Regions from separate parts of the Homo sapiens genome. Here region 2 is linked to region 1. Evidence: chromatin loops called from intact Hi-C (ENCODE). Cell type or tissue: gastrocnemius medialis. All regions are shown on one strand. Links, peaks and the distances in the headings refer to the core of each region. The heading gives the core; the rest is flanking DNA.

The links. Hi-C counts contacts between places; a loop is a spot of excess contacts. Peaks named below come from ENCODE experiments on the same cell type or tissue, not always from the same donor. Only the 100,000 strongest peaks of a DNase experiment are listed, where the experiment ranks them.
Region 2: it touches region 1 in a loop (8-fold over the local background); 3 of 110 quality-filtered maps call a loop at or near these places.

What each region holds. Positions count from the first base shown.
Region 1 is chr5:154,777,698-154,786,913 of GRCh38, forward strand. All of the region lies in intron 1 of LARP1 (La ribonucleoprotein 1, translational regulator), which reads left to right. Among named protein-coding and RNA genes, the nearest start is that of LARP1, 27 kb to the left of the region's middle. RefSeq lists enhancers at 4,288-4,914, 4,592-4,691, 6,293-6,552, 6,573-6,792, 7,003-7,062. In gastrocnemius medialis, for the core only: no CTCF peak of the experiment used is centred there; DNase peaks (open chromatin) are centred at 1,034, 1,604, 4,832 and 5,711; H3K4me3 peaks cover 402 bases; H3K27ac peaks cover 7,188 bases.
Region 2 is chr5:154,846,324-154,855,539 of GRCh38, forward strand. It overlaps FAXDC2 (fatty acid hydroxylase domain containing 2), which reads right to left and starts at 4,280. Exons shown (of 9, transcript NM_032385.5): 1 at 4,160-4,280. In gastrocnemius medialis, for the core only: no CTCF peak of the experiment used is centred there; a DNase peak (open chromatin) is centred at 4,328; H3K4me3 peaks cover 2,041 bases; H3K27ac peaks cover 2,411 bases.

The sequences.
Region 1 (9,216 bases), core at 569-8,568:
AATTGTTTGTAACACAAAGAAAGGATAAATGCTGGAGATGATGGATACCCCATTTACCCTGATGTGATTATTATACCGTATCAAAGTATCTCAACTACCCCATAAATATGTAAACCTACTATGTACCTACACAAATTAAAAATTAAAAAAATATATATAATAAAGTGGCACACTGGTATAGGGCAGCTCTATTATAATCTTACGGGACCAACTGTCATATTTGTGGATGGAGATGTCATTATTTGGCTCATGACTATACTTACTGCTGGTTTAAGAAGTGCAGGATGGGTGCGGTGACTCACGCCTGTAATCCCAGCACTTTGGGAGGCCGAGGCAGGCGGATCACAAGTTCAGGAGATCGAGACCATCCTGGCTAACACGGTGAAACCCCGTCTCTATTAAAAATACAAAAATTAGCTGGGCGTGGTGGTGGGCGCCTGTAGTCCCAGCTACTCGGGAGGCTGAGGCAGGAGAATGGCGTGAACCCAGGAGTTAGAGCTTGCAGTGAGCCGAGATCGCGCTGCTGCACTCTAGCCTGGGCCACAGAGCGAGACTCCGTCTAAAAAAAAAAAAAAAAAAAGTGCAGCTCTGATTTAAAAATATTAAATATGGTATTGTGGTTTTGGGTACCCCTGTCAGTTTAACAGTTGAAACTCATTAGGTTACATCAAAATAACTGTTAAGTATGTACAGAGAAAACCTACCTTAGAATTACCTAGCAGATTCCTGACTCCACCATTGCTGAGCAAAAAATCTCTGAAGGATGGGACCCAGGAATCTACGTTTTGACAAGCTCCTCACATGATAATTCGAATGCATGCCAAAAATCTTAATAGCTTATCCTGGAAAGCCGGCTGCATTTATGGAGATCAATGGGTATAAGGACAAAATCACAAGATGTTAGAACTGGAAGGACTGTGGATGATAGGATTCTGCCCACCCCTACCACAGGCCTCTGAATAGAGAGACTGAAGACACTGGAGGGTAGTTCTTGCCAAGCATCCATAGCAAGAGCTCTGGTGTCTGCGCCAGGACTGTCAACCAGTCTCTTGACTTCTAGCCCAGGGCTCTGGTCACTCTTCCACTTTCAGTTTGGAACATGGGGCAATAGTCTTTCCTAACTATGGTGTCCAGTTCTAACAAACTAAAAATACAGGGGACACCCAGTTAAATTTGAATTTTAGATAAATCAAATATTTAGTATAAGTATGTCCCAGTATTGCATGGGACATATTTAGTCTATAAAATTACTGTTTATCTGAAATTTAGATTTAACAGAGTGTCCTGAATTGCTATTTGCTAAATCTGGCAACCATATTCTCTCCCCGCTTACCCCACCTTTTTTTGGGCACCAGTCAGGTTCAAGAATTGCCCCAAAGAAATGAAAAATAATTACCATGCATTTATGGTACTATTACTTCATTTAATCTGTTAATCCTGTGAGCTAGCTGTCATGGACCCCATTAATAGTTCAGGAAAGTGAGAGGTTAAGTCTGACTCCTGGGATCATCTCGGTAAGCTGTCATTTTGCCTCCTCATGAACCTAGTTGCTTGGCTCTCATTGATGTGTGGCCCAGTTAATGCCTATCAAGTTACAAGCTACATGAGAGATTGCTCAGTTTTGACTCATCTGCCCCTGGCCTTGTGAGTTACTTAATTGATGATGGCTCTTGGTTAGTACATCCAAGAATGGACTCCAAAGTCCACGCTGTTAACTGCTGCTCTAACCTGTCTCTTAACTCCGTGGCATAGTAAATTGTTGGTAGGGTGGCTTTGGGGTAGGGGTCGGACCCCCTCTACATTCTCTCTTTTTTTTTTTTTTTTTTTTGAGATAGAGTTTTGCTGTTGTTGCCCAGACTGGAGTGCAGTGGCGCAATCTCGGCTCACCGCAACCTCCACCTCCCGGATTCAAGCGATTCTCCTGCCTAAGCCTCCCGAGTAACTGGGATTACAGGCATGCGCCACCACACCTGGCTAATTTTGTATTTTTAGTAGAGACGGGGTTTCTCCATGTTGGTCAGTCTGGTCTCGGACTCCTGACCTCAGGTGATCCGCCTGCCTCGGCCTCCCAAAGTGCTGAGATTACAGGCATGAGCCACTGTGCCCAGCCCCCCTCTACATTCTCTAAAGGGGTGTGCTGGTGCCTTGAGAGCATCCGTGTGCAGGGGTGGGGAGTCTGCAGGTGGGGCAGCACCCTGGCTGCTGAGCCTGTCCTGTCTCCATGTTCATAGCATCCCAGGGCTTAACTCTTTCCCAGTTGGGTTGTAGCATATGACACTGAAGGAGCCTGTAGGCCATCCTGAACTCACCGAGAGAGGCAAATTAGCAGCTCCTGGGAAGCAAGGCTGCCTGGCCAGGCTGGCCTGGATTGGGGGAACTAGTTGCTACTCGAGAACTCCAGCTTCCTATCTGCTTTTGGGATGACCCTCCCTGGAAAGTCCCTCCCACTGCTGTGGAATTTTCAGGCTACCAAATGTGCCCAGCCTGCCTCTCAGGACAGACAGACAGTGAGAAAAAGATCTCCAGGGCCCACTAAGTCTTCCAGAGGGAGCTGAGACATTCAGCCTTCCCTGGCAGGGCTCAAAGAGGAAAAAAGGGATTGGAAATGGGGCCCCTCTCAGAGCCACTTCAAAGCACCCTCCCCTGTGGTCATGTGTTTCAGTTCCATGTGAGTAGTTTTTCTTGACAGTATCGGTAATTTTGGGGAACAGTTCCTGTGACACTTTGGGTCCCTAAGGCCCTGCCCTGACCCTGTGAGTGGATATAGTTGGGCACAGAGTGTATTTTGTTGAGGAGCAGATATTGGCTTCCTGGTTTGCCAAAGAGCTCTAGATTGGGAGACAAGAACTTGATGTTCCAGTGCCAGCTCTACAGCAAATCACTGGTGACTTTGGCCTCTCCTGGTCCTCAGTTTTTCTGTATGTACAATGAGATTCTCAAGTCTTTCCAGCCCTGACTTGGTCTGGGATCACCCTCTCCACTCCAATAATGGGAATAATCCAAAGTAATTTTTTGGGGATTCAGAAGCCTCTTCCAACAAAGGATGCCCTAAGATTGGAAGGACAATAAAAATGAGTTTGTGGGCCGGCCACGGTGGCCCATACCTGTAATCCCAGTACCTTGGGAGGCTGAGGCGGGTGGATCACTTGAGGTCAGGAGTTCAAGACCAGCCTGGCCAACATGGTGAAACCCCATCTCTACTGAAAATACAAAAAATTAGACAGGCTTGGTGGCTCGCGCCTGTAGTCCCAGCTACTCGGGAGGCTGAGGCAGGAGAATTGCTTGAACTTGGGAGGTGGAGGTGGCAGTGAGCCTAGATTGTGCCACACCCACTGCACTCCAGCCTAGGTGACAGAGTGAGACTCCGTCTCAAAAAATAAAAAAATGAGTTTGTGTTACCTGAGGTGGTGGCTGACCACCAAGGACAGGAAGAAAACCTCTGAGCTTGGCAGCCTCCCACATCAGGGTAATGGAGTCAGGTGTGCGTGTAGTTGTGTGTGCCTAGCAACCTGTCTGAGACGATTGGCTTCTGAAGTCCAGGGCCTAGGAAAGCCCAAGGGAGCCCCGCAAGCTGATTGTGCATAGCTCATTTGTTTAACTGGGAATCATCATCATACCTACCTTCTGGGCTCACGCCTGTAATCCCAGCACTTTGGGAGGCCGAGGCGGGCGGATCACGAGTCAGGAGATCGAGACCATCCTGGCTAATATGGTGAAACCCTGTCTCTACTAAAAATACAAAAAAATTAGCTGGGCATGGTGACACACACCTGTAATCCCAGCTACTCGGGAGGCTGAGGCAGGAGAATGGCGTGATCCTGGGAGGCGGAGCTTGCAGTGAGCCGAGATGGCGCCATTGCACTCCAGCCTGGGTGACAAGAGTGAGACTCCGTCTCAAAAAAAAGGAAAAAAAAAACGGAAAAATAAATGAGCTACTACATGTAAAAAACTTTGGCATCATGCAAAGACATTGTAAGGCAAGCTTGTCCAAAGGACGGCTTTGAATGCGTCCTGACACAAATTTGTACTTTCTTAAAACATTGAGATTTTCTTGCAATTTTTGTTTTTTAGGTTCATCAGCTATCATTAGTGTTAGTGTGTTTTACGTGTGGCCCAAGACATTAATTCTTCCATTGTGGCTCAGGGAAGGCAAAAGATTGGACACCTCTGTAGTAAGCTCTCAGTAATTGATTGCAGTCTAGTGGAGTTGAGATACACACAGATGCAACCATTTCAGGCGGTAGTGAGTACCCTGAAGATCTTAAATTGTAGACTGAGTTAGAACTTGATCCAGAGTTGCTGGTTTTGTGGCACTTTACATTGGGCAGTCAGGAAGCCTCCTGAGGAGAATTTATATTGAGATCTATGACTAGATCTGAGGAGTCAGTCATCTTGCTCTTCAACATTGTGACCTTGGGCGAGTCCCTTCCTTCAGTTTCATTTTCTGGACAACTGGAATAATTGTGTCTTTTTGAGATAATTAAGTAAAATCATACACAGCAACTTAGGTCAGTTTTTGGTACCTAGTCTTTATGCAGTAAAAGGTGATTATTATTACTGTTCTAACTAGAACCAAATGTGCTCTTTAGAAAAGGCTGGGTTAGGGAGCTGGCACTTGGAGGCCAGGAGCTTTAGTGGCCGCTGATATATTTCAGCTGTGTTGATTATTGATCAGCTTTGAAGCAAGATTTCAGGGACTGGTACCAGCAGTGGGAGTGGCCACAGCCACCCGAGGGTGGCTGGGTCCACATCTGGGCGGGGAGAGTGGGAGCACTGGGCCACCTGGGTCACCACAGGCTAAAGATAGTCAGCTGGGGCTGGGCCTGGGCTGGGCCAGGCTGGCCAGCATCATGTGACTGGAGCCTGGCCCACCCTTGCTCCTCCTCCCGGGCCAAGGGGATGCAGACTCTGCATTCCTGAGCTGACTGGTGGTCTGCAGCTTCCTTTCAGTGGGAACTCAAGATGATCTGACCTGAACATTTCTCTCCTTCCCTTTCTCTGCCCACTCCTCTCCCTAAGAATGCCCTTCCAGCCCCTCCTGCATTTCATCCGCAGGTCTAGGGAAATTTGGGTGGGAGGACTGGGCAGAGAGGCCTCTGAGAGATGGTACCGACAGCAGCAGCTGGTGACCAAGGTGAGGAGGGCTAACATGGCATTCTCTTTACTCCATAGAAGAATGTTCCTGCTTAGGGGGTCCTGGGGTCAGTCAGTATGGGAGGAAAGGCCTGTGGGTCTCCAGGCTCCCCTCTATGACTCCACCCCATCCCCAGGATGAATGACAGCTGAAAGTAGCCAGGCTTTTCAGTTAATCTGTCCCCAGGCTGGCCTGGGAGGGACAGGCACAGGTGGGTAGTATAACCCAGGCACTCTTTCCTGCCTGCCTCACCCTCCCTTCAGATGGTATTGCTGCCTTCCACAGTCAGGGTCCCTGGACACAGGCTTAGGGAGATAGTGGTGGCCTTCCTTATATCTGGGGGCTGAGGGTGGGGCACAATCCATGTCAGCTGGATCCCCCTGAGCAGCCTCTGGGAGAACTGAGAGGAACTGGGAGGTGGGTCTGGAAGGAATGTCTCTTTCTTCATAGTGCTGCCAGTGCCAGAGTGCTGGAGTTAGACTCAAACTGGGTGTGCTTGGTGGTAGTTTCCCTTGCCTCTCTGGGTAGGGAAACTAGGCACTTCCAACCACCGAGGTGCCACTTGTCCAGCTGTTAGCTTAGGCTTCCCTGCAACAGGCTTTGGTTTTCCCCAGTATGTAGAATGATGCCCAGGCATCCCTGCTATTGAGAAACTGTCCTGTTGGCTACAATAAGGTTGTAACTTATACCCCTTAGCTTCTCTTCCACCTCCTTTTAGTGGTTAAGAGCACAGGTTTTAGAGTCAGACTGCTTGGCTCCAAATCCTGTTCCTCTCTTTGCTGGCTGTTATCTTGGCAAATAACCTTTCCACCATGTGTCTTGGGTTCCTCGTTTTAAAATGGGACCAATGAAAGAAACTAATTCAACACGATCAAGATTAAGAGAATCCATGCCCAGAGTTTAGAACAGTGTGTGGTATCTAGTAAATGCTCACTACATATTATTTACACGTGTAATTCGTGCATCTGCGATTTGCTGCTAGCATTTCTTGTGCTTTGGTGAGAAATCTCAGTGGTTGAGATCTGTCTTTCTGTTCTCACACCTGTAGACCCAATATTAGTAAGGAGGGTGACGCTGGGGTAGAATGGTAGGTAATGCTCCCAAGGGTTATACAACTGGTGAGTGTTGCATTCTGGACTGAGGCGCAGCACTGATATCAGGCAGTTGGGTTGCCTGTGAGTCAAAGCTGGGCTAGGGCCTGCGTTCCTCTGGGAGCCAGCAGTTTCTAGGACACTAGCAATTTCTCTGTATTTGGGAGGGCCCCAGCTGAAGGCTAAGGGTTGAGGCTATAACCTCAGGAATTAGCACTTGACAAGCAAAGCCTCTTCTGGTGTGAAGTCGCTATTCATTAAACAAGTGTCTGCTGTGTTGCCAGGCCCTGAGCTAGACACTGGGGTACTGCTGTGAAAGCAGCCCTGTGGTCCCTGCCCCCAGGGGAGGGGCAGATAAGTAACCAGCCCATTTAACATTTACAATACCGTGGGAGCACATAGCAGGGTGCTTCACCACACTTGAGGTCTGGGAGGTCTACCCGAAGGAGGTCGACCTAACGGCCAAGTGTATGGTAGCAGATGGGTGAGTGTGAATGTAATACAGCCCCTAAACCCAACAGATTACCTTGTTCTCAAGGTAGTAGTTCTTAGCTCTCTGGTAAACAGCCTTTTCAGATGCCAATCTCCAGGAGATGATACCAGTCCCCAAATAAGCATTTGGTCTTCCTAATTTTCCTGGCAGTGTTCAGGCCTGAAATCTGGTAGTCCTTCTAGTCACCCACTCTGGGTCCTGAAGGCTTTCTTTGAATAGCTCAGCCTTTTCTCACCTTTCATGCACAGGTCCCTCAGTTTTAATTCTAGCTTCTCTCTGCCTCTTACCAGATCTTTTTACTGTGACCTGATGAGTTTGAATCACCCATGTGCTTTCTACCTGTTGGTTGAACCAAGTTCTTGCTCCTCAGACCTTCACATCTGGAACCTCTGGGTAGTTTTTGTTTCAAAGGTCGGCAGCCTTAGGATCTTTTGAGAAGAAGACAATAGTGAAAACACTTTTAAATCTTTTTATCTGGCTGTGTACTGGCCAGGGTTATGGGTTTAGTAGGCTGAGAGAGACTCCTTGAGCCTGGCCTGTTTTCCTTTTCTGTTCTGAGTAAAAAGTGGAATGACTGAATTTCAACTGAAAGGGAACTCTTGTCAGCCTTCGCCATGTTCTTCCTTCCTCCCTAACAAAGCAGGGCTTTATGTCAAAGCACCCCTGGGGGACCTGTGATAAATTCCCCCATCTGTCTTTCCTCATTTTAAACTACAAAGTTTGGAAGCCTTCCTCTTTCCTGGGGAAACTTGCCCTGGGGCCCAGGTGCCTCCTGTCTCTGAAGGGCAATGTGGTGGTGTGGTATCCCCATCCAGTGGGCATGGATTACCGCTCAGAAGAGCCAGGTGAGGTGGGTGGCCTCATTTGCAGTCTGGACTGTATGAATTGAACCAATTAATCACCCCAAGAGTTTTTCCCGTACATTCTGATTCTTTCATTTTGAGAGATGATTTGGTGTATCTCCCCCCATCCCCATCTCTATCTCAGAGTGAGGGTGGCGATTGCTTGGAAATAGTAAGCTTCCTTTGTGAATTGTAATATTAGCATTTGTTGGGCATTTATTGTGTGCTAGGTACTCTTAGTATGCTCTGTTTGTTTAACTGTTCCAGCAGCCATGTAACTATGACTTCAATTTTACAGAGGAAGGTGAAGTTCAGAGGGACCCTGTGAGGAGCAGAGTAGGTAGGGACTCCACCCTAAGTCCATCCCATAGCAAAGTCCATGTGCTTAATGGGGCCCTCTGACTTTCCTAGGTGGTCTTTGAATGAGGGGGTGTTAGACACACTTGAAAATAGAGGCTTAAAGAATCTCGGGGTTAGACATTCGAGGTCGTGTGGTCATTAACCACTCCACTTTACAGAGGAGCCGCCATCCCTATTCCAACCATCCCAGTTAGTAATTCCTCTCTGCCCTGCCATTCCTCAGCACCCACCTTCTACCCCTCATTTCTCTTCATCCTTCATTAGCAGTAGTAGCATCAGCTCCCTGCTCCTTGACACTCAAAATAACCTTAAGTAATCCAAGTGAAAATAGTGGGTTTGCCATGCAGATAGTTGCCAGAAAAGTCCTCTAGTGTTCTCAACACCACCATATTCAGATTGCTTCTTGCACATAGCAATTTTGGTATGCTTCACTTTTTTTTTTGAGATGGAGTTTCACTCTTGTCACCCAAGCTGGAGTGCAGTGGCGCGATCTCAGCTCACTGCAACCTCCGCCTCCCGGGTTCAAGCGACTGTCCTGCCTCAGCCTCCTGAGTAGCTGGGAATACAGGCGCCCACCACACCCGGCTAATTTTTTGTATTTTTAGTATAGACAGAGTTTCACCATGTTGGCCAGGCTGGTCTCTAACTCCTGACCTCAGGTAATCTGCCCGCCTCGGCCTCCCAAAATGCTGGGATTACAGGCATGAGCCACTGCACCCGGCTGGTATGCTTCATTTTTAACAAAGGCTTGTGTGTATTTAAGAAGCCCCCGGACCCCCTGGAACTAGAATTACCAGAATTAGTACTGGCTCCTGGCTATGGTCCTCTGGGACAGAAGGTGGTTTTCCTTCTCTTCCAGATACCCTTTAGGGCTGGTTTGCCTTAGTTGAGGAAGAAGACCCTCCTAGGGACTCTGTCTGCCATCCACCCTGCTACAGTCTGGGCCTCGGAGACCTGTGGACAGATAAGCTGCTGGGCCCAGTCATCAGTAACTGTTTACTCAGAAAAACAAGGGAAGTGCTCTAAGATTACACTAAGAAGGCTTTTGACCCATTCCTCGCCAGTAGACACATGGAAACCATTGGGCTCCATGGAATTTCTGGTGAGCTGTTGAGGAGCTCTGGCAAGGGAGTCAAGACCTACAGCTTTCATCCTGGCTCTGCAGCTAGTCTTGAGGAAGCCCCTTCCCTTTTTCTGGCCTCAGTTCCCTGTCTACAAGTTGAGTGGATTAGAACTATGGTCCCTTCATTCTATGATTGTTTTCTTTTTTTTTTTTTTGGGATGGAATTTTGCTCT
Region 2 (9,216 bases), core at 621-8,620, 69 kb after region 1:
TAAAATACTAATCATTCTTTCAAGAAACATTTATCAGATGCCAGAGACAATGCTAGACATGGGATAGAAAGATGAATAAGACATGCTTTTTGCCCTATTTTATAACATCGTATAACTTTGATTTTCCAGAGAAAGTAGGAGGATAATAGCATACTTATTTTAGAATGGAATGCATTCAGAGGACAGAAAGAAATGAAGTGTACTAAAAGTAAATATTTTTTAAACATTTATTTTTTTAATTTTTAGAGATGGGGTCTCACTATTTTGCCCAGGCTGGTCTCAAACTCCTGGGCTCAAGTGATGTTCCCACCTCAGCCTCCCAAAGTGTTAGGATTACAGGCATGAGCCACCATGCCTGGCCGAAGGTTCTAATATTTTACAACAATGAATGGATACTTCCTTAAAGTGAATTTGATATTCTATTGTGAGTTTATCCAAATTTTATTTATTTATTTATTTTGAGACAGAGTTTCACTCTGTCCAGGCTGGAGTGCAATGACCCAATCATGATTCACTGCAGCCTCGACTTCCTGGGGTCAGGTGATCCTCCTGCCTCAGCCTCCCTAGTAGCAAATTAGATACTTTTTAGTGTGGTTCTGGTTTTTTGTTTGTTTTTTTTTTAGTGTGAACCAAGGATTTTATTTATTTTTATTTTTTAGAGATAGCATCTTGCTCTGTTGCCGAGACTGAAGTACAATGGCTCAATCATAGCTCACTGCAGCCTCAATCTTCTATGCTCAGGTGATCCTCCCACCTCAGTCCCCTGAGTAACTGGGACTACAGGTCTGTGCCACCATGCCGGCGAATTTTTAAAAAATTTTTGTAAACATGGGGTCTCCCTATGTTGCCCAAGCTGGTCTTGGACTCCTGGGCTTAAGTGATCTTGGTCTCCCAAAGTGCTGGGATTCCAGGCATGAGCCACTCTGCCCTGCCTATGTGGTTTTGTTGAAAGCAGATGATTCTCAGTATGCAGGCTTTTTATTAAAGAATCCCCAATCTAGATAAATGACACAGTGAAGCTATAGCTAATGTTTACAACTTCAAGAATCTGAGTAAAGGACATGGGAATAAGGTGAGGCTGGAAGGAATACAGACGGTTTAATCTTGAATTTTATTTGTCTACAGCCCAACTCTTTCAGATTTTCTTTTTTCTTTCTTTCTTTCTTTTTTTTTTTTTTTTTGAGATGGAGTCTCGCTCATGTTGCGCAGGCTGGAGTGCAATGGCATGACCTTGGCTCACTGCAGCCTCTGCCTCCCGGGTTCAAGCGATTCTCCTGCCTCAGCCTCCTAAGTAGCTGGGATTACAGGCACCCACCCCCACCATGCCTGGCTAATTTTTTTATTTTTAGTAGAGACGGGGTTTCACCATGTTGGCCAGGCTGGTCTTGAACTCCTGACCTCAGGTGATACACCCACCTTGGCCTCCCAAAGTGCTGGAATTACAGGCATGAGCCACTGCGCCTGGCCCAGATTTTCTTTCATATTCTTGTTTCCTGGATATTCTGCATGATTGATGAATGTTCCTTTTTTTTTTGAGACAGAGTCTTGCTCTGTCACCCAGGCTGGAGTGCAGTGGCGCGATCTTGGCTCACTGCAAGCTCCATCTCCCGGGTTCATGCCATTCTCCTGCCTCAGCCTCCCGAGTAGCTGGGACCACAGGTGCCTGCCACCACGCCTGGCTAATTTTTTGTATTTTTAGTAGAGACAGGGTTTCACCATGTTAGCCAGGATGGTCTTGATCTTCTGACCTTGTGATCCGCCCGCCTCGGCCTCCCAATGTGCTGGGATTACAGGCGTGAGCCACCATGCCCGGCCTACTGAATGTTCCTATTTTATAGATATAAATACATCACCTTTATGTGAATGTGTATTGTTTTGTAAACAACTTGTAAAATTGTTGAGACAATTTACTCTTAGAGGGGGGAGAAAAAAGACCTCATGTTCATCTGGTCTACCCCTTCCATTTTATAAGCTAAGGAGGAAGCCCTAGTTAGTAGAAATGACTTGCTCCAAACTCCACATGGTTTCTGGCAAAATCTAGGCTTCTTAACACTTTGCCTAGTGCTGTATGTATTTTGGGAATAGCATAACTTCTATTTCATAAGAAATGACACAGGGAGAGGGCAACTGACCCAAAGATTAGAACTCCCCTTACTTCAGCCTCTGCTCTCAGACTGTATGCTAGGAAAAAGCTGAGCAGTCGACCTCCAGGGCTGAGGAGACTGACCTGTAATGTAATTACACAGTTTAAAGCCTCTGGTGAAGAGGGTTTTGAGGAGCTGCTATGACTCAACATCTGTACTAATCTGAGGCTTATATAGAAGATAGAGTGGCCGATATTCATTTAAGAAGATGAAATGCGGCCAGGAGCGGTGGCTCGCATCTGTAATCCCAGCACTTTGGGAGGCCGAGGTGGGCAGATCACCTGAGGTCAGGAGTTTGAGACCAGCCTGGCCAACATGGCGAAACTCCGTCTCTACTAAAAATATAAAAATTAGCCGGGTGTGGTGGTGCACGCCTGTAATCCCAGCTGCTCTGGAGGCTGAGACAGGAGAATCGCTTGAACCTGGGAGGCGGAGGTTGCAGTGAGCCAAGATCATGCCACTGCACTCCAGCCTGGGCGCCAGAGCAAGAGTCTGTCTCAAAAAAACAAAAAAAAACAAAGATGAAATGCGGCTGGGCACGTTGGCTTATGCCTGTAATCTCATAACTTTGGGAGGCCGAGGTGGGTAGATCACCTGAGGTCAGGAGTTGGAGACCAGCCTGGCCAACATGGTGAAACCCCATCTCTACTAAAAATACGAAAATTAGCTGGGTGTGGTGGCGGGCACCTGTAATCCCAGCTACTTGGGGGGCTGAGGCAGGAGAATCTCTTGAACCCAGGAGGTGGAGGTTGCAGTGAGCTGAAATCGCGCCACTGTACTCCAGCCTGGGTGACAGAACGAGATTCCATCTCAAAAAACAAAAAAAACAAAAACAGAAGATGAAATGCATGAAAGGAAAGGTTAAAAATGATTCCCATGGGCCAGTTTTAGTAATACTCTCTTCACTCCTTTTGCTGCATGGTACTTGCACCCTTTGAGCTTACTGTTCTGCTTGATTGCATGTCCATGAGGCCGAGAATCTGCCTGTCTTGTTTACCACGAGATCCACAGAATCAAGCCCAAGCCTGGCATGTAGAAGATACTCAAGAAAGATTTGCCGAATAAATAAGAGATACACGAATCAAAAGCATTGCTTTTTGCCCTCAAAAAGTGTTCAACATTTGCTATGGAACATTTTAGCACCATTCCCTTGTGCTAATTACTTTCGTAACTAAAGTTAGAAGCTGATGCTCAGTGCATCTGTGTTTTAGCAAATTGAATTGAATCTGTATATCCCACTCAAAGAAATTTAATTGGAATTGCACATGAAACTGAAGCAACCCACAAATCAGCATCTTGTCTTGCTTGCCTTAAGCCCCAGAAGGTCCTGAAAGCCACTGTTCTATTGTTCATCTCCACCTACACACTTTACTGTATGCCCTTTACTCAATAACCTTCGTGGAGTGTTTCCATAGGTACTATCAAGCCACTAACGATTTCACAACTGGAGCCACTGTTGGTAAATCCAAGTATGTTGCATCAAAACAGTTTCAACCTACTTGTCTAGCTCATAGCCCACACATCTATCCAGAGACTTTAAAACTGTTGTATTTTGCCCCATACCTTCCTGGTGATGGCAGAGTAGAGATGAGAAGCAATTAGGCAGCAGTTGCTTCCCAACAGTCTCTTCCAGTTTGTTCTGCCTCTCATTTGAGTTCTGAATTAGGAGTTGCTCCTTTACAAATGGTTTTAAAGTCAAACAATTACTTGTCCATTACAATCACCTGTCAATTGCTAGAAAAATTAGACTACTGAGGAGGTAGATGGTACAAACACAGGCAGAGGATACAGACATTAGTAAGAGACAAGGAGGCGACTGCACTACAGCAATGTCCTAGGACAAATTCTAACCCTGCCATCTAACCCTGTTTAGAGGCAAATCTAACCCTGCCATAAGTAGAGAGGACAGGGTGGTGGCAGAGGTGGGAAGAGTGTTGTTTTGCCCTTACTTTAAGTGAACCTGGACATGTCCTGACCTTTGCAAACACCACCCCTCCCCCGTAGTTCCCACTTACCTCTGCAGTGGGCTGTGTCCAAGCTGCTGAGGTCCTTGCACAGGTCAAATCTAAGTTCTCTTCCCTTTCAGCCCCCGCTTTGGTGGCTGTTGCTGCTGCGGCTCTGCTGCAGGCTAACCTTGTTTTTGCTCGGGTGGGAGGCTGGCCATGGTGATCTCATTACAGAGCTGCGTACTGGCTCGGACCAGGCACGTGATGAAAAAAGTTTGGGTCTGTGTGGGCTGGAAACAAAACACCCTTCTTTCCAGAGGGCATGTCCTTAAAGCGGAAAGGGAATCTAAGCTCAAGCAGGAACTTGAAAAACGTGCATTTGGCCAAACTCTGGGCTTCCCTCCCCCTGCCCCCTTTTTTTCTTTTAAAAAATTTTCTCCATCATCTGCAACTTAAGAAAATGTCGCTGTCCCATAGGAGGAGGCAGATTCAAGAAAAGATGTGGGTGTCAGATAATGGCAGGTAGTACAAGTTGATAAAAAGGTGACAGAGACCAGAGGATCTCATTTTCTTTTTTTTCATTGCTTCTTTTCCTGTGGAGGGCAGGCAAGGGAGGAGAGATGCATCAGCTATTTCTAGTGAGTCTAGATGCAGGAAAGGCATGCCTGTGGAGGGTAAATTTGCACTGTGATTGAAATAGGGGAACTTAGGATACAGGACCCATGACATGAAGTGAGGAGCACTTTGGAAAAAGAGCTGCTTTTAAATTTCTGAAAACTTTTTAAATAAGCAAATGTGCAAATGATATAAAATACAATAGGGTCAAAAGAATGTACAATGAAAAGTCTTTTTTTAATTTCTCCTCAGTCCCCTTTTTTTCCTCCCAAGAGACAACCTCTGTGACCAGATTTTTGTATATCCTTCCAGAGCTTACCTCTGTAAATAGAAACATGTGTAGGCCTTGTGCTTCTCCTTTAGCAACAGCACCATAGTATGTTTGTTGTGCACCTTGCTTTTTCCACTTAACAATCAAACATGGAGATTGGCTAGGCATGGTGGTGCTCACCTGTAGTCCCAACTATTTGGGAGGCTGAGGTTGGAGGATCACTTGAGCCCAGGTATTTGAGACCAGCCTGGGCAGCACAGGAAGACTCCTTTCTAAAATAAACAAAACTCAGAAACTTGGCTGGGCACGGCGGCTCACATGTATAATCTCAGCACTTTGGAAGACCAAGACGGGAGGATCACTTGAGGCCAGGAGTTCAAGACCAGCCTGGGCAATGTAGCAAAACCCCATTTCTACTACATATACAAAAAATTAGTAGAGCTTACTGGCACATGTCTGTTATCCCAGCTACTGGGGAGGCTGAGGTGGGAGGATGGCTTGAGCCCAGGAGTTGGAGGCTGCAGTGAGCTATGATTGTGCCCTGCACTCCAACCTGAGTGACAGAGTGGGACCCTGTCTCTAAAAAACAAAACAAAATAAAAAATGCCGGGTGCAGTGGCTCATGCCTGTAATCTCAGCAATCTTTGGAAGGCTGAGGCAGGAGGATTTCTTTTTTTTATTTTTTGAGATGGAGTCTTGCTCTGTCACCCAGGCTGGAGTGCAATGGCATGATCACAGCTAACTGCAACCTCCGCCTCCTGGGTTCAAGCGATTCTTCTGCCTCAGCCTCCCGAGTAGCTGGGACTACAGGTGTGCGCTGCCAGGCCCGGCTAATTTTTGTATTTTTTTTTTTTAGTAGAGATGAGGTTTCACCATATTGGCCAGGCTGGTCTTAAACTCCTGACCTCATAATCTGCCCACCTCAGCCTCCCAAAGTGCTGGGATTACAGGCATGAGCCACCACCGTGCCTGGCCTGGCAGGAGAATTTCTTAAGCCCAGGAGTTAGAGACCAGCCTGGGCAACATAATGAGGCCCTGTCTCTAAAATAAATAAAACTGTCAACAACAAAACATGGAGACTGCTCCATATAGTACCCTTAAGAGCTGCCATGTTCTGTTTAATGGCTGCCTCCCGTCCCATTGTATAGATGTGTCATACTTTATTTGGCCAATAAAGGACCATGTCTTCCTCATTTTCCTTGCCTAATTCGTTGCACAAAGCAAGGGCTCAGTAAACATTCAATGCTTGCTCACAAATTAATTACATTTTGTACAACTTGTTCATGTTTTTCCTCATCTCTCCTTTCAGAGATACTAATTTTTTTCAATATTCCAGATATTGCAGAATGTCTATATTTTCCAGCTGACCAAGTCTATCTTGTGCACTGAACAAACCTGTGCTACCAGACTTCCAAGACTCACTTTAGTTTGGCTCCTCTCAGATGATATTATTTCCTATTCCCTCCTACTTTCTATTTTTTAATTTTTTTATTTTTATTTTTGAGATGGAGTCTCATTCTGTTGCCCAGGCTAGAGTGTAGTAGCACAATCTCGGCTCACTGCAACCTCCGCCTCCTGGGTTTAAGCGATTCTCCTGCCTCTAAGCGATTCTCCTGCCTCAGCCTCCAGAGTGGCTTGGACTACAACAGGCGCCTGCTACCACGCCTGGCTAATTTTTTTTTTTTTTTTTTTTTTTTGTATTTTTAGAAGACTCAGGGTTTCACCATGTTGGCCAGGCTGGTCTCAAACTCTGACCTCAGGTGAGAGTTCTGAGGTTACAGGCATGAACCACTGCACCTGGCCTATTTTTAAAAATTTCTTGGCCGGGCGCAGTGGCTCACGCCTGTAATCCTAGCACTTTGAGAGGCCGAGGCGGGTGGATCACGAGGTCAGGAGATCGAGACCATCCTGGCTAACACGGTGAAACCCGTCTCTACTAAAAGTACAAAAATTAGCCAGGCGTGGTGGCGGGCGCCTGTAGTCCCAGCTACTCAGGAGGCTGAGGCAGGAGAATCGCTTGAACCCAGGAGGCAGAGGTTGCAGTGAGCCGAGATTGCGCCACTGCACTCCAGCCTGGGCGACCGACAGGGCGAGACTCCACCTCAAAAAAAAAAAAAAAATTTCTTTAGACACAGGGTTTCACTCTGTCACCCAGGCTGGAGTGCAGTGGCTCAACTATGGCTCACTGCAGTCTCAACCTTCTGGCCTCAAGTGATCCTCCCACCTCAGCCTCCCAAGCAGTTGGACTACAGGCACACACCACCATGCCCCACTAATTAAAAAAAAACATTTTTGGAGAGACAGAGTCTGGCTATGTTGCCCAGGCTGGTCTTGAACTCCTGACTCAAGCAATCCTCCTGCCTCAGTCTCCCAAATTGTTGGATTACAGGTATGATTCACTGTGCCTGGCCTCCTTCCTACTTTCTAATGCCAAGCATCACTGTCATGTGCAAACATTTATTGTTCACTTACTATGATGTACAGAAACTTTTTTTCCTATTTCCTATTGTCTCCATGTCCATATCTTTGCTTACGCTAATCCTCTCACCTGGAATTTCCTTCCTGTTCCTGTCAAGTATTGTGCCTCCAGTTCTTTTCTCTCTCTCTCTCTCTCTTTTTTTTTAAGAGATGGGGTGTTGCTATGTTGTCCAACCTTGTCCCAAAATCTTGGCCTCAAGTGATCCTCCTGCCTCAGCCTCCCAAAGTGCTTTAGCCTCCCAAAGTGCTAAGATTACAGGTGTGAGCCATTGTGCCCGGCCTAATTCTTTTCTTCTTGAACTTTTGTAGTTTAAGTGGTCAACACTCCCTGGAGTAGCAGGTACTTTTTTTCCTACAATCATTTCATATAGGGTCTTTATGTATTTCCATGGCAGTAATAACTCTGGCACTAATAACACTGGTCTTCAGTAAATAGTTGATTGCTGAGCAAGCCTTATAGAGAAGAGCATCTGTCTAGTGAGAAGCTCTCCAGCCTTCCTGGGTTTTCTCTCCATCCTATCTTTTTTTCTTTTTTTTTGTTTGAAATGGAGTCTGGCTCTGTTGCCCAGGCTGGAGTGCAATGGCATGATCTTGGTCCATTGCAAACTCCACCTCCCAGGTTCAAGCGACTGTCTTGCCTCAGCCTCCTTAGTAGCTAGGATTACAGGCACCTGCCATCATGCCCGGCTAATTTTTGTATTTTTAGTAAAGACGGGGTTTCACCTTGTTGGCCAGGGTGGTTTTGAACTCCTGACCTCAGGTGATCCACCTTCCTCGGCCTCCCAAAGTGCTGGGATTACAGGCGTGAGCCACCACGCCCAGCCAGCTGTGTGGTTCTTAAGGGGTCCCATTCATTTTATAACGAGTGTTTCTCAATTTTGTTTATTTATTAATTTTTTTGAGATGGAGTCTCTCTCTGTCGCCAGGTTGGAGTGCGGTGGCGTGATCTTGGCTTACTGCAACCTCTACCTCCCGGGTTCAAGCAATTCTCCTGCCTCGGCCTCCCGAGTAGCTGGGATTACAGGCGTGTGCCACCACACCCAGCTAATCCAGGGGTTTCACCATGTTGGCCAGCATGGTCTCGATCTTCTGACCTCGTGATCTGCCCGCCTTGGCCTCCCAAAGTGCTGGGATTACAGGCGTGAGCCACCGCGCCTGGCCTTCTCAATTTTCTTAAACTTATACTCTCCTGCTGGGCGTGGTGGCTCAGGCCTGTAATCCCAGCACTTTGGGAGGCCAAGGCGGGCAGATCACCTGAGGTCAGCAGTTCGAGACCAGCCTGACCAACATGGAGAAACTGTCTCTATTAAAAATACAAAATCAGTCGGGTGTGGTGGTGCATGCCCGTAATCCCAGCTACTCGGAGGCTGAGGCAGGAGAATCGCTTGAACCCAGGAGGCAGAGGTTGCGGTGAGCCGAGATCGCGATATTGCACTCCAGCCTGGGCAACAAGAGCGATACTCCGTCTCAAAAAAAATGAAAAATAACAACAACAACAACAACAAAAAACAAAAACGTATACCCTCCCAAATGAGATTTGTTCGAACCTGACTTTCTATAGTTTGCAGCTCAAAAACAATAGGGGCCAGGAGCAGCGGCATGCACCTGTAATCCCAGGCACTCAGGAGGCTGAGTGAGGAGGATTACTTGAGGCTGGGTGCCCAGGGATTCAAGACCAGCCTGGATAACGTGGCAAGACCCTCATCTCAAAAAGCAATAGAGTTTTCTTCTCAAATATGAAATGATGTAACTGAATATATTC